2 separate regions of the Homo sapiens genome follow, and region 1 is linked to region 2. A link is an interaction called in ENCODE POLR2A ChIA-PET data of the cell type or tissue named here. Cell type or tissue: IMR-90. All regions are shown on one strand.

Region 1 (8,000 bases), 140 kb after region 2:
GAATTTGTCATTACCAGCCCAGCCATACAAGAAATGCTAAAAGGAGTTCTAAATCCTGAAACAAAAGGTCAATATGCACCAGAATAGAACCTCTTGAAAGCATAAAACTCACAGGGCCTATAAAACAGTAACACAATGAAGAAAACAAAGTAAGTAACACTTAACATGATAATTGGAAAGCACCTCCAAGTCCCAATATTTATATTGAATATAAATGGCCTAAATGCTCCACTTAAAAGATATAGATTAGCAGAATGAATATAAATCACACACCAAAAATATCTGCTGTCTTCAAGAGACTCACCTAACATGTAAGGATTCATATAAATCCAAGGTAAAGGGATGGAAAAAGACATTCCACACAAATGAAAACAGAAAGTGAGCAGGAGTAGCTATTCTTATATCAAATAAAACAGACTTTAAAGGAACAACAGTAGAAAAAGACAAAGGTAGTCATAATATAATGATAAAAGGATCAATACAACACAGAGATATTACAATCCAATTTATATGCACCTAACACTGGACCTCCCAGATTCGTAAAATATTTACTACTAGTCCCAGTTCTGCTGGCATTAATGTACTATGTGACCTTATATGACAACTTACTAGATGATGACTTCCTGGACCTAAGGAGATCAGAATACAGATGATATCTATGGACCTTTGAAAAGGGCTGTCATCAGCAGAATGCCTGGCACGTAGCAAGAGTTCAGTAATTTAACTGAGAACGCTTTATAATTAATAAGATCTGTTACTTCAAATTATAAAACACTGTAATTCCACAGGAACCTCAAAGCACTTCAAATATATGACCACCACCACCCAGAGGTCACATATCTGAACCTTGAAAAGTAGAAACCTCAGAACTTCACACACACTACTCCTGCACTGTGTTCCTCAAGGAAAATCAATTAGTCACTGAATAAGACAGACGTTAAGACCACTTCAACCCCAGCATCATCTCCCTATTTCAAACTTTCCAAGGAAATGAAGGAAGACACTGATGCCAGTTTGACAATCAGTTAACATTACAACACAAGGGTATGTATAAATTACACACAAAAATAAGACCCCCTCTCTCATCCAGGAGTTAGCCTGGTGAGGAATTAACAGATTACTTTCAGCAATAGGATCAGAATGATGGCAGTATTTGATCCACAGTGAGCAAAAAGCAGAAGGAGATGTTTTGAAACATGAGTAGAAACTAGTTTGGGGAAACGGAAGGGGAGAAGACTATTTAGATCAGCTGCCTTTGGCTTTTTATTGCCCAAAGAGATCACTAAGGTTTCCTCTAGGTTTTTTTTATTGAAAAAGCCGAAAAACTAAATTTGGAGTCTCAGGTTAAAGCAGACAACCTTATGGATTTCCCTCTAAACCTGGGCATGCCAGAACTGCACATTGCAGTCCCTAGTACAATGCAAAGTACTGCTTGCTTTAAACATTAGTTAAGGGCAAAATAACAATTTTCAGATTAAAATAAATACTTCTCAAACTAAGTTATTTGATTTCACCAAAATTCATTTCTGCTTTCACAATGGGACACTGTGGGGCAGAAGTCTCCCACACAGAGAAATCTGCTTTATAGGCAGTATCTAAGTAACGCATGTCCTCTACCTGGCACTTTGCTTTAGGCTTAAAGCAGTCAGCTGGTATGCCAATAATTTAGATCCTTAGTAACTACAGTAACTATACAGGGTGAGGAAGCTAGGTCTTCAGGGTTCTTCAATCTGGACTAGAGGCTGCAGAGGCAAGGCAGGGAATGTGCAAGGGTCGGTAACACAGCAGACAGGTACTAACAGGAAACAGCCCACAAATGAGTTTCCTTTTTCTCACCCTCTCTCTATTCACACACACTTTACCGTCATGCCTTTACAGACTGAGATGTGTCTTGTGGCTTCAGGAGGCATCACATTTCACTAACTATAAGAATAAGATTTCTTCGGCCAGGGGCGGTGGCTCACGCCTGTAATCCCAGCACTTTGGGAAGCCGAGGTGGGTGGATCACTTGAGGTCAGGAGTTTGAGACCAGCCTCGCCGATATGGTGAAACCCCGTCTGTACTAAAAATACAAAAATTAGCCAGGCGTGGTGGCAGGTGCCTGTAATCCCCACTACTCAGGAGGCTGAGGCAGGAGAATCGCTTGAACCCAGGAGATGGAGGCTGAAGTGAGCTGAGATCTTGCCACTGCACTCCAGCCTTGGAGACAGCGTGAGATTTCATCTCAAAAAAAGAAATAAATAAATAAAATTTCTTATTTTCTCTCTTTATGTAATCTGCAAAGGAGCCTTACAGTCAGTCAAATAAATCTGTCTGCTTTCCCCCTCAAGCCCATGGGACTAGAATAAGGCCACATGTCCCCTCTCCAGGAATAACTAATTAAAGTATAACCACAGATACCCTCTTTATTCTTCTCTTGATAGACATATTTTTTTTAAATAATCCAGTAAGTAACGTTCCAAAGCTTCATCAACCCTGTGCCAAACTTTAACAGTGGTTGAATCTTCCCTGGAGCAGCAAAATCTGACACTCAACAACAGGAGAGGCAGAAGGAGCAGCTGCCAGGAGCAATGTACCTACCCCATCGCTTTATCTTGCAACTGCTGGCACCATCCCCTTCACTTTCAGGAACCATTCTACATCAAACTCTGCTTTCCAAGAACTTTTCCTCTACACATTCCATTCTCCTCCCCCTATACCATAAAGCTTCTGGCTAATGTTCATGGCATGAATGATACTGCCTTCAAATGGCAAAGAATAGCACTTTAGTATCAGACAGACAGGTTCAAATCTTAGTTCCATGACTGACTAGCTTTTGTTCCTGGAGCAAATTAGTTAACCTGTTTTGCACTCTCAATTTTCTACATATAAAAGAACGCTAGTGCTCACTTCACAGTTTTTAGAAGATGGGAGAAATAAATTCAGTGCCCAAGTGTTTACTCAGCAAATACGTTTTTCTTCCCTTGTGCACCAAAGGAAAAAAAACTGAGGGTATCATATAAAATTTGGGAGAAGGGAGAGGCCATAGCATGACCAGGTCTTTTTTAAAAGTTTTATGTTCATAATAAAAGTCATGAAACAAGAGAATCTAAAGGTCTTAGCATTTTAGACTTCACTGTCAACAGGAAAACTTCCAGAAATCATACAAAAAGGATGAACATACACAGGCAAGCTTTAGTGAGTTGAAAATTAAAAAAAAAAAAAAAAATTGTACTAATAACCCTTTAACTTGCAGGCTGACACCAAGTAACTTTCTTTAAAAAATAATATTTCAACACGCAAAAAACAAATCACACACAAAATTTTTTCACAGATAGTCACCGTTCTAGGTAAAAGCCTTTGCCACTAGTATTTTTAAAAGCTGCAGCTGGACTGTGGGTCAGATGGCACTCAGCAGTTGTGTGTGTTGGGGGTGGGGTATGTCAGGAATGAATGCGGTTATCAAGGCATTTCTAAGTAAGGAACCCTTGGAACAACATTAGACTGAGGGTCATGGGAAAAGAAGTTATGCTCACCCTACTTCCTGGCAGCATTTTCAGTACACAAGCCATAAGCAACTCATGTTTACAAAAGGAACAAGAAAAGAGGGGCTTATTAGATGCAGAGGGGAGGGAGAAACAAAGTATAGATACACAGAATTATACCTTCGTACATTACATTTTAAAATTCTTTCTTTAAAAACTCTAGAAATAGTTTTAAAGATTTAGCACACTTCACTATGCAAAATATTTCATCCTGACTGCTTCAGTAAATCAAATTAGAGTATTTTTATCTAAGTTAATCACATAAATGAAACTCAATTAAGGAAAAGAAAACAAGCATGGTATATCTACTTTATCCTCTTTAGAACAAATTGCAATCTGAAGTTATTTTTGAGAGTCATAGAAAAAATGTTTCTCAGGATTTCAAAGTTTCAAATCAAGAGTTCTTCAGGTTAAAACAAGATTGTTTAAGAACCAAGTGAATGGTCCTGAACTTTAACTAAAAAAAAAAAATCCAAGAGTATTTTAATTACCAAAAGTCAATAGTTCCTTATTTTTTGATCACTTTGGTAAAACTCAGACAAAAGATAACCAGTTAATGAATCTCAAAACTGCTTCATTTAAAACAAAAACAAAAACAAAAAAAAAGACTCTAAGATAACTTGAACAGAAGAAAAAAGCCACTGTCAAATCTACATATTTCTGTTGTGCATTTCCTTGAGTTAATCCTAGAATTCTGGAAAATTATAAGCACTTTTCAAAAAGATCTCAAACTAGGTCTGGGCTTAACAAACAGCTTTTTTCCTAAGTTCTGAAATACATGCTTTCTTTATAAGCATGGATTTACCAATAGGAGTGGCCTCCTGATTGCTTCTGTGCTTGAATGCTATTAAATTAAACAGTCAGACAAAATATGGAGCATTGACCTTGGCAAGGAATGCAACGGGCACAGTTTGTTTTGCCCTGCTTCTTCTTAAAAAGAAAACAAAATATTCAAACTTGAAACGTAATAATAAACAGATTTCTACATGTTCACTTTATTTGTATTATAATAAAACACTTTGACTTCTTAACTACCTTTAGTAGTCAGCAGCAATAGTACTTCTCTAGCAACATAGTTTTTTACTTTATTTAGAGGAATAAATTGTTTGCAAGTTTTACATATATTACCCTCACTGATGAAAATCATGATACCTCTCATTATTCAAAAACAGGTAAATGGCCAAGAGCAATACTGCTTTGATGGAATTGCAAAATGAGAAAAAATATACATCTGATGGAATTAGTGAGTTACCTCTCTTTTGTCTGTAATGTCAGATCCTTTAGATGATACTCTTTTAAATCTAAAACAAAGCTGGCACTTCTTTGTTAGACTGCGGTACTGTGAGGTTCCAAACAGACTGCAGCTCTGAAATATCAGCATCCAATTTCTCCTGGTTATTTCAATGAATTGCAGCCCTTTCCACATATGAACTCTCAATCCACATTTAAAAAATGACTTTCTCCCAGCTTCCCGCTTCCACGTTACTATATTAAAGATGAAGAGAGAAAACATATGTAAATAATTGCCTCTGAAGCATTGTAATAATTTTAACCAAGTCAGTATTTGACAGCTATAAATTAAAGGCTATCACAGTATTTCTACGATATTTTCTTGACTCACAGAAAAAAATCATTTCTTACACTGAATATTCTCCCAGCTCTCCCAGTTCCCATCAAAATATCTAAAAATATTTTGGGTACAGAAATAAAGTCTTCTTTTGACATTTAGCAACTGCCTACTATGTGCAAAACGTAAGGATTCTAATACAATTTCTTCCTCACTGTATAAAGACTTTGCAATCTTGATGAAAAAAAGAAATGACCACGTGCCTACTTTCTGAGGAAGAGGAATGAGAGGGGATTGATCATGAGCAATAGGCAAGCAACTAAAAACACTAATGTGAGATGTAGGCCCCTTTTAAGTCCTCTCCCAGCAGCTTATCAATATAAATCTGTTAGCATTTACTGCCAATAAGAAGCTGCAATAAAGTTCCTTTTTTCTGCTTTAAGTTTAACAGGGAGAGTTCATTCATTCAACAAATAAGTCAGCATCTATTCAAGGGCAATTGCTGGGCCTGACACAGGACCTTGTGGTAAGAGTAAGTGGTGAGCAAGGCCAAGATGAACCAAGACACCTCTATCTCATGGAGCAGGCCATCTGGAATACCTGCGAACGTTGAAAGGTGGGACACCAGTATGATCACCAATAGGAAAAGAAATGGAAACACATGAAAGTTTTAAAGGATAGCTAGAGTTAGAATTAATATGATACATGAACCTCATATAGTGATAATGATAGCCAAAAACAACAACAACAACAACGAAACATAAAAATCACTCACAGGATTCTACGCTAGCATTGTCTCATTCTACCTCCACGTCAACCCTACAAAACCTTCCAAAATAAGCATCTTCTTTGTAGCTGCAAATACTAATCCTAAGTGAGATTAAGGGACTTGCTTCATTTGTATTCATGTGGGAATGGAAGCAGAGATGCTTATATAACCATAAGGTTATTATCATTTATAACAAAATTAATAGTAATTCCTTAATACTATCAAAAGCTAGTTCACATTCACATTTCCCCAATTATTTTTAAATCTGTTTTCCACTTGTTCACAAATAAGAATCCTAACAATGTCTACTCATTATATTTCCTTATGTCTCTGAGATCCCTTAATCCCTTTTAACATAGAATAGTTATCTCTTCCTTTTTTCCTTCTTTTCACAGGCCACTGACTCATTAACTAAACTGGTTCCACTGTCCTATAGGATGCCCCAAATTCTAGATTTAGCATAGTGCTTGCTCAAAGTGTTGCTGACCTTGTTCTTCTATCCCTGGTGTTTCCTGGAGTCAGGAAGTTATATGTAAAGCCTTGATCAAAGGTAAGGAAAAATCCAGAATAATGTGCTTCTCCTGTCCTTTTTTTCTTTCTTAACAGAAGACACTATCGTTTATGTAAGCCAAACAAACATATTTTTAATTTAAAAAAAAGACAAACTGCTTAGCTTATTATAACAGTAACACGTCAAGATCCTTTCGGAGAAATTACTCTTTACCCTCCAGGTCTAAATCCTTTAAATCTGCTGCAAGTGGCAGATGCCTGTAGCACAAAAGGTGCTACCAGAGTATTGTTTGAAAATCCATTAAAAGAAAGAGAGAAAGACAGTGTTTGGGAAGGAAAAAAACACAGAGACACCCTGCAGGGATGTGACACTGTCTCTCCATTACATTCCAGTTCCCATTAATCACGTTTGATAAGATGGTGGTAGCAGTCCCATGATTTGTCCACCAGGCATTTTCTGTGTGCCCAGAGCCCCAAGATTTCTCAACCCAGGTTTATTCCAGGAAGGCAGCTCAGGGGGATTTCCACCAAGTTCTCTGTCTCACCAGAGCCATCCTCAAGTGATCATCGGGAAGCCCCCGGCATGCATCCATATAAAGAAAATCCTGAGGCTACTGTGGAAAACGGAGATGTAAAAGAATGAAAAAGCTCACAAAGCTTCACAAAATGATGAGAATTCTCTATCTCTATTCCTTGTTGCTCAAGCCCACTGAGGCTTCAGGTTTCAAAACAAACTAACTAAAACCACCTAAACAACCTTGGGCTAACCACATTATCATCTCCCATTGCCCTACTCTAGGTGTCCCCAGTAGAAACAGCTGGGCCATGATTTTTTTGAAAAATATATCTCAGCTCTGAAAACTATCCTTTCCTTTCTATTGCTTCCTTTTACTCTCTTGATTTCTGAACACAGTACATATGACTACATTACCTAGGTAAACAAAGATAGCCGCTCAAATAGGATATGAAACACTTAAAAAGTACAAGTCTGCTGGGCGCGGTAGCTCACGCCTGTAATCCCAACACTTTGGGAGGCTGAGGCGGGTGGATGGCCTGAGATCTGGAGTTCCAGACCAGCCTGGCCATAGTTTCAACAGTGAAATCCCATCTCTACTAAAAATGCAAAAAATTAGCTGGGCGTGGTGGCGGGCGCCTGTAATCCCAGCTACTAGGGAGTCTGAGGCAGGAGACTCGCTTGAACCCAGGAGGCTGAGGTTGCAGTGAGCCTAGATCACGCCATTGCACTCCAGCCTGGGCAACAAGAGCAAAACTCCATCTCAAAAAAAAAAAAAAAAAAAAAAAGTACAAGTAAAATATTGTCAAATCACCAACCTTTCCCCAGTTTTTTCATATTTCTTATTCCTTTTTAAAAAGCCCTGTAAAACTAGAAATCATGCAAAGAAAGAAGATGACTTAAAGTGATTTCCTATTCCTATTTCCTATTCTTTTTTAAAGCCCCTGTAAAACTAGAAATCATGTAAAGAAACAGAAAATGACTTAAAGTGACATTATTGGAGTCACTTTTGGCATTTCCTCTTCCATCACAAAGCAAGCCTCTTAAATAGTTCAGAAACATAAGGGGGATTCCACTCACAAAGAGAAACTAAACTAGGAAAGGAGGCAGAATTTA
Region 2 (8,000 bases):
TGCAAGATGAACATTGGCATATGAATAGCAAAATTATAAACCAGCTTGAGGCTGTGTGTTGAAAGGGATGAGGGTTCAATGACTTTAAAAACCCACAAAGAATCCAGGATAAGCAGCAGTCTGGTGATCTGAACCCAAAAGATTTTCATTTTTAACTTTACTCCTTTTGCCAAACGACCCTCTCACCTGAAAACCATAATGAAGACAGAGAAGAAATGATCAAAGAGGAAAACTACAAGAGACCCAAGGGAAATATACAGCGGAGAAGCTGAAGAGAGGAGGCAGTGGTGATTAGGGACAGTGAAGAAAGGTAAGAACAGGGTAGATGAGGCAGGGAGGTCGCAGCTCACAGGGTATAGGCATGGCAGGCAAAGTCTATGTTGTAAATAATGGATGTGGGTGTCGGAAGAGGAACCAGAAAAAAAGAAATGACAACATCCAATTTTGCCACCTTCTGTCCCAAGAGAAACCCACAGTGACACTGATGAGTACTATCTTTAGCCAACAGACAACAAACAAACAAAACCCACCAAATAAAGAATGAATGTCCTTCCCTGAAGGGTTTTACAGTTAGAATCTAGCTAGAGAAGATGGGTGGTACAGGTGGAGAAGTTCATATGTGCAAGGAACTGATTGACAGTTAAGCACAGACGGGGTGACAGATTATTTAACCATTCTGTTATCTTTCTAGTCACTCAGTACTTCAAAAACCAAGGATAACCCCCCAAATAGAGAGGACCACATTACTCTCATCAGAGATGTGGATACCAAAAAAGTGATACAGAGCAGTGCTTCTAAAACTTGTATTATGCATTTGAATCAACTAGGAGTCTTGTTAAAATGCAGATACTGATTTGACAAGCTTGAAGTGGGACCAAAGATTCTGCATTTCTAATAAGATCCTAGTTGATGCTGCTGGCCCCAGACCATATTTTTTTGAGGCATTATTAATTTTTTTATTAAAATATTATCTACCTCAAACTAAACCACACTAAATATTTGTTCATGTCTTCTTTCCTTGAAAAAAAAAAAATTGTTCATGTCTCCTTTCCTTGCCTAAGCTAATCTCTAGAAGAGTTTTTCTGATGTTATCTTCTAGAATTTTTATATACTATATACATATATATATATGTAACTCCCCAAAGAATAAGCTTGTTTCCTTGTGTTTTAAGCAAGTCCATGGAGGCATCTTTCATTAGATGCCAGGAAGCAGTGTTGTAATGGGTGCAGATAGGATTTCAAGCAGAACATGTGCAAGATAAAATGAAAACATAATATAATTTGGCGGGGAGAGGATGCTCTTGCCACTGACTTACTCATTTCTCCTCCTCTTCCCTTTGCTCATTTTCTAATCTCCGCATGTCCCCTGGGATGAGAGCTACTTTTATGACCTCAAATGAGAGAATGTGGTATTTTAGTTTAAGTTAGAAAGAAAGCACTTACTTTAGGAAACCACTTTCCTTTCCCTCACCCACAAACAAATGAAATTAGATTTTTAAAGCAGGTCCCTGGGAGAAAACAATTGCTGAGGAATCTTTCTAAGCATTAGTAATTGGACCACAGTTTGATTGGTAAGGGTACAGAGGACCTATTCCCTCCTACTACCGCATGGAGAATGGGTGACTCGGCAGAGAGGACCAGCCAAATCGTATCAATATAACCCAAAAGGAAACAGTTGAAAGTGAGGCCTAGGAAAAGCTGGAAATAGAAATAGAAGGAATAGGCCGGGCATGGTGGCTCACACCTGTAATCCCAGCTACTCGGGAGGCTGAGGCAGGAGAATCACTTGAAACAGGGAGGCGGAGGTTGCGGTGAGCTGAGATTGTGCCATTGCACTCCAGCCTGGGCAACAAAAGTGAAACTCCATCTCAAAAAAAGAAAAAAAGAAATAGAAGGAATAGGAAATTGGCATTTATTACCATTTTTGTGCCAGGCATTCCCATATTCATATGTTAAATCTCACAACACTTGAGGATAGGTAACACCTCTTTTTTTTTTTTTTTTTTTTTCTGGGACAGAGTCTCGCTGCGTCACCCAGGCTGGAGTGCAGTGGTATGATCTCGGCTCACTGCAATCTCCGCCTCCCGAGTTCAAGTGATTCTCCTGCTTCAGCCTCTCGAGTAGCTGGGATTACAGGCATGTGCCACCACGTCTGGCTAATTTTTGTATTTTTACTGGAGACGGGGTTTCACTGCATTGGCCAGATTGGTCTCGAACTCCTGACCTCGTGATCTGCCTGCCTCAGCCTCCCAAAGTGCTGGGATTACAGGCGTGAGCCACCGCGCCCACCCTGGTAACACCTCTTAACTGTCACAACAGTTAAGGAGCTGTCCTGAAGTCATCAAGTTCACACACAGCAGAGCCAGGATTCAAACCAAGTTCTCCTTGACTTAAACCCTGTGTTTTTTCCTCTGAAACAACTGAATCTCTGGAAAGCCAGACTCAAGATACAGACAAATCTGAGGTAGGAATTTTACAGAAGACATGAGAAACCATAGTCTTTCATTTACAAGCATGAAATGCTACTGGTCATTAAAGAAAATGCAATTAACAGAATCTATCCTGAAAGTGTAATATACAGAGTAAACTTACATGAGCAAAGAAGTATAGTAAAGCACACATGGCCACATAAATTTGCTTCCCGTAGGAGTCTTGTATTTCAAGGCATAAATTAAACTCCAAATTCCCCAGAGGCTAAGTAAGGTAAGCAACATAAGAGACAAGAAAAGATATACTGGGAATATTTTAAGTGTCACTGCATCTGAGCTTTAGTTTTCAAAATGGAACTCTATTGTTTCTGATTTGATTTACTTCCTAGAACATCAAGAAAAACTGAACAAATACTATTTAATACTCCAATTCTAACAGATTTTTAAAAATACAAGAATTTGGCTTTAAGAGACAATACATCTCACAATGAGCTCACCAGTATTACCAGCTGGGACCAGTTAACCACATTTACCAAATAAGGCAAGTTTTTTCAATGCCTGAAATCTTTCTACAGTGAGCTCACTTCACTTCTCACTGGGTTTCTACAGTAATTGTAGAGGTCATCTCTCCAACTCAGAGTCTGTAAATCACCAGGCTCTTGATGCAAACGTGGGTTGCATGGTCTCTGGAGAGCATTAAATTTGGCTTCAGATTATTACTGGCTGTATATAGAAGAGAAAGACGTAAAATCAACTCTAAATACAGAACAGTAAGAAGCTGTATTAAGTGAAACCTATTAATAAAGTCAGTGAGCTGTTTACTATGATGAATATAAATGGTAGAGCTTACCAGATTTCTCTCAATATATGTGTTCAGTTGCAAATATATTGCTTGCTCTAGGGCTGAGTCTACACAAACATACCCACAGATTTCAATAATGTTGGCTAACAAATGAGTTCACTTATCTGCACAATCCCAAGGAAACAAAATAATTTTTTCTTTTTAATTGGCTGATTTTGTATAAAGTAAAAGCAGTGCATACAGACAAATCCGTGATGAGATTCACCACATTCTTACTTAAAATAACAAATGTTGTTGGGAGGATGGTTGTCCACCATATTTAGCAGTTCTGAAAACTAAATAAAAGCATCTGATTGTAAAGTGTTTTTACCTGACCTTCTCTTAAATATTTAAATACGTCCAACTACAGAAGCAAAAAGGATTCTTTATTTTTCTCTTCTATATTGCTTGTGTGCTAAGCTATAGCCCTAAACTAAGAACGTATATATTTTCTTCAAAGGTAAAAGGTTTCCATGAAAATAAAAATACTTGAAATAAAAATTTGTGGTGTCTGTGTTAAGAATATTATTTTCAGCCACAAATTTGTTCAAGGTCAAATTCAAGTTCATCTTGCTGTAAATTCTGTGGTTTTCCAACATAGGAAGCCAAATTATCAAACACATGTTATTAAGTTTGTGCTACCAGAGAAGGTATTTTGCAAAGGTAAGGACTGAAATTTGTTTCAGGTCTTAGTCCAGTGAGTGGTGAGCAAATTTTTTTTATAAGGAATCAAAGAGTTAAGCATTTTATATTTTGTGGGCCACATGCTCTCCTACACAACCACCCAACTGTGCTCTTGTAACAAGATAACAACCACAGAGAACACATAAACAGGTAAGAGACACTATATTCCAATAAAACTTTATTTATGGACACTGAAATCTGAATTCTACAGTTTCCGCTTGTCAAAAAATGTTACTCTTTATTTACCCTCTTTATGCTACTCTTTAATTACCCTCAGCTGGCCCTGTCCAGTCACCCCCCGCCACCCTGGACGTGGCCATGTCCCTCTGCCACACCCCAGGCCCTGTGACGGGCCACTGAGAAGAGCCCACTGTGGGATGGGGTTGACCTCTGTTGCCTGCCTGGGTATCTGGGCCTGGCCACCAACCGTGTTCTTCATGTGTTGATTTTATTTGACCCCTGGAATGGTGGGTCTCATCCTTCCCGTCTCGGCCGAGAGTGGCTGAGGGCTGCCTCACTGCAAACCCTCCCCCCAGTGTCAGTGATGGTCATCCTTGTCTCAGAATGACCAGGGTCCAGCCAATGTCTGACCAAGGTCAAGGGGCAGGTGCAGGAGTGGCAGGGATGGCTCCGAAGCCAGAAATGCCTTAAATTGCAACGTCCTTTCCCCATCCCCACCCCTAGCCCCAGCCCTAGCCCAATCCTCCTAGGAACAGGACCTGATAAAGCGGATGGTGGGAGGCTGGGCACCGGGTTACTAACTCCAGTACGTTCCTGTGTTGATCACTGTGAAATAAAGTCTGAAAACTTTAAAAGCAAAAAATAAATAAAAAATAAAATAAATAAAAAATCAAAGTGTAACAAAAAATAAAAAATAAAAATGTAACAACCATTCATAGTTCATGAGCCACACACACACACACACACACACACACACACACACACACACACACAGAGAGAGAGAGAGAGAGAGAGAGAGAGAGAGAGACAGTGGATTAGATTTAGTCAGCAGTTTGCCAACCCTTGCCTTAAAACATAGAAATTAACATTTGCAAATCAGGATGGAAACAAAAATCACCCTTAACTGCAGGGTAGAAAACTCATCCTGAGGTAAAAGAGAACAGAGTCATCTGAGTCCTGAGATACGTGCTTTGAGCTGGTAAGTAAGAACTGTTAAAGACAGCACAGAAGACACTGGATTCACTTTCTCCTGTGCCACACTTCTTTTGGGGACTGGATAATAACAGTGGAATTCACAGATGGGGCAATAAGCCTATCCTACCCAAAGGGAAGGAAAGGAATACATTTTAAAAAGGAAAGATACGGTAGACTGGAGAACTAATCTGGCACAAAAATAAACACATTACAATTCCAGAAGCTGCAGAATCAAGGCAGAGAATGAAAAAGGCAAAAGGTGGTGCCCCAAGGAAACAGGAGGACCAACAAAGAGGCTCATCTGTGAACTCCATGGAAAATACGGGGGCTCCAGAAGTCTGCCCTTCACTTGATGGTATTCAGTGGGAGCTTACAGTCAAAGACCTTTGCGATCTGACACAGGCCCGAGGTGTCCACACCTGCTCTCCTGCTGGTATTGTGTTGTAGTTTCCAAGCCTTGAATGTCTGGCAGGTAACAGACATTGACAGTAAACAAAATTTATCACTGCTATGGTCTGGATGTAGTTCGTTACCACCAAAACTCATGCTGAGGTTTAATTACCAGTGTAGCAGTCCTGGGAATCAGGGCCTAGTGGGAGGTGTTTGGGTATCTCAAGAATAGATTAGTGCTGTCTATTGGGACTAGGTGAGCTCTCACTGTCATGGGAATAGATTACTTCCCACAATAGCAGGTTGTTATAAGGTAAGACTCCTTCTCCTGTTTGGTCCCTTTTTTGCACAGACGTCCAGCTCTGAACATCCGTATGTATGACACAGCACAAAAGCCCTTGGGAGAAGCCAGTGCCATGCACCTGAACATCCAAACCTGCAGGACCATGAACCTCTTTTCTTTGTAAATTACTCCAACTCAGGTATTCTGCAACACAAGACAAAGACAACTATGAACATTCTAATGTAAATAATTATTAATTATTGGCTGGTGGGTGGTTTCTCAGCACCAGCCTTTCACATTGCTCATAAGCTGTCTTCTTGAAATGCAGAGTCAAGACTGGACTGCCCTCATGAATATAGTATGTGGTTGAGGGGCATGTGCCTTAGAGTTAAACTGCCTGCGTTCAATCCCTGCTCTGGTAGTTACTATCTGTCTAATCTTAGGCAAATTACATTGCCCTTTCTGTGGCTCAGTTTACTCATTAGTAAAAAGAGGCTGAAAATAATAGGCCCTACCTCATGGATTTGTTGTAAAGATTAAATAAGTAAATATATGTGAGTCATCTAGAAGACTGCCTGACAGATGTTATTAATACCAATTATATATATCCTGATCTTCATTATTATTAAACAAAAAACTGGATGTGACACAAAACTCTCCATTATTCTACCCCAGCTGGCTATTTCATGCCTCATTTCTCACTAATTCTGCCTTCATCCTCCATTTACATACACATGCTAAACACTGGCCTGGTATTTACTCATACCGTGGGTTATATAACACACTGGTAGGTTATACAATGAGTTTCATGGGTTAGAATCAGCATTTTTTTAAATGAACTAAATTAGAGTAAAATGCAATAGAAAATACCACAATACATCCCTTGTAGAAACAGAAGTATGTTAGCACATATACTTGCTAAATTGTGATGTAAAATGTATTTCTTAATGCGGTTCATTCTCCAAAAAGAAAGAAAAAAAGGCTAAATGTAGCAGCTGCAATCATACCCGTATATATCAAGCTTCTAAGCCACATCACAAATTTCAAATTTTTATACCACTATGTCACTTCCTTTCCCTGTCTTCTCTTTTGCCAGGGATGCCATTTTCCCCTGTGCTGACTGGAGAATTTCCACCAGTCTTTATATTGCACCTGCTGGATGGTAGAACTATACAGGGATCTTTGTCAGCCTCCCCTGGTTAGCCAGAGTGAGTTGTTCCTCCCACTGTGCTTGAAAAATATGATGGGCATACTTCAGGTACATCAGTGATGCCTTTCAATTATAATTATTTATTTCTCTGGAGTTTCTTCTGCTACAATGTGTGGTCTGTGAGGGCAAGCATCATATATTAGTTTTGCATCCCCCAATGCTGAGGAATGTGCTTGTTACGAAACAGATCAACACCATTGAATCGAATGTTTTTGTATCAGTGACAACATGAGACAGATGATGGCATGCTAATCAACTTTCTCCTGACTCAAGACTGGGAAAGGAGAATGAGGTAGAAGGGCAGATCCTGTCCATATATTAAAATCATCAAATCTACATGCTAAAAAAAATCTCATTAATCTCAGCACTTTGGGAGGCTGAGGCGGACAAATCACCTGACGTCAGGAGTTCCAGACCAGCCTGGCCAACATGGTGAAACCCCGTCTCTACTAAAAACACAAAAACCAGCCAGGCTTGGTGCAGACCTATAATACCAGCTACTTGGGAAGCTGAGGCAGGAGGATTGCTTGAACCTGGGAGGCAGAGGTTGCAGTGAACTGAGATAGCACCACTGCACTCCAGCCTAGGTGACAGAGCGAGATTCTATCTCAAAACAAACAACAACAACAACAACAAAAACTCATTAATTTGGAAGAAAAAAAACTAAAACATAGTAAAAAGTCTCACCAAAAAGTCTACTAGGCAAGGAAAGGATCAAAAAGCTGTTCCTTAAGGGGCTGCTGAGATTTTATTTTCATCTGAATAAATAATATGACATGAACAATAAGAAGATAAATAATTTTACTGATCAATATAAATACACTATTTTTAAAAATGCTATAGTATCCAGATACTCTTTGGGGGCTTCATATTCAATTTTGATTGCTAAATTACAACAAGAACACTGAAAAATAGGAGCCGTCTATAGAGAACAAGAGTTAGGTAAATAGGAACAATGTTATATTAAGAATAAATGAACCAGGCTGGGTGCAGTGGCTCACGCCTGTT

The links. Peaks named below come from ENCODE experiments on the same cell type or tissue, not always from the same donor. Only the 100,000 strongest peaks of a DNase experiment are listed, where the experiment ranks them.
Region 1: POLR2A ChIA-PET joins it to region 2 with 10 read pairs; 2 of 35 experiments call an interaction of 5 or more read pairs at or near these places.

What each region holds. Positions count from the first base shown.
Region 1 is chr11:100,735,275-100,743,274 of GRCh38, reverse strand. All of the region lies in intron 1 of ARHGAP42 (Rho GTPase activating protein 42), which reads right to left. Among named protein-coding and RNA genes, the nearest start is that of ARHGAP42-AS1, 51 kb to the right of the region's middle. RefSeq lists an enhancer at 7,901-8,000. In IMR-90, no CTCF peak of the experiment used is centred here; a DNase peak (open chromatin) is centred at 3,414.
Region 2 is chr11:100,872,016-100,880,015 of GRCh38, reverse strand. The region is part of intron 4 of ARHGAP42 (Rho GTPase activating protein 42); the gene reads right to left. Among named protein-coding and RNA genes, the nearest start is that of SNORD13I, 58 kb to the left of the region's middle. In IMR-90, no CTCF peak of the experiment used is centred here; a DNase peak (open chromatin) is centred at 3,015; H3K27ac peaks cover 3,631 bases.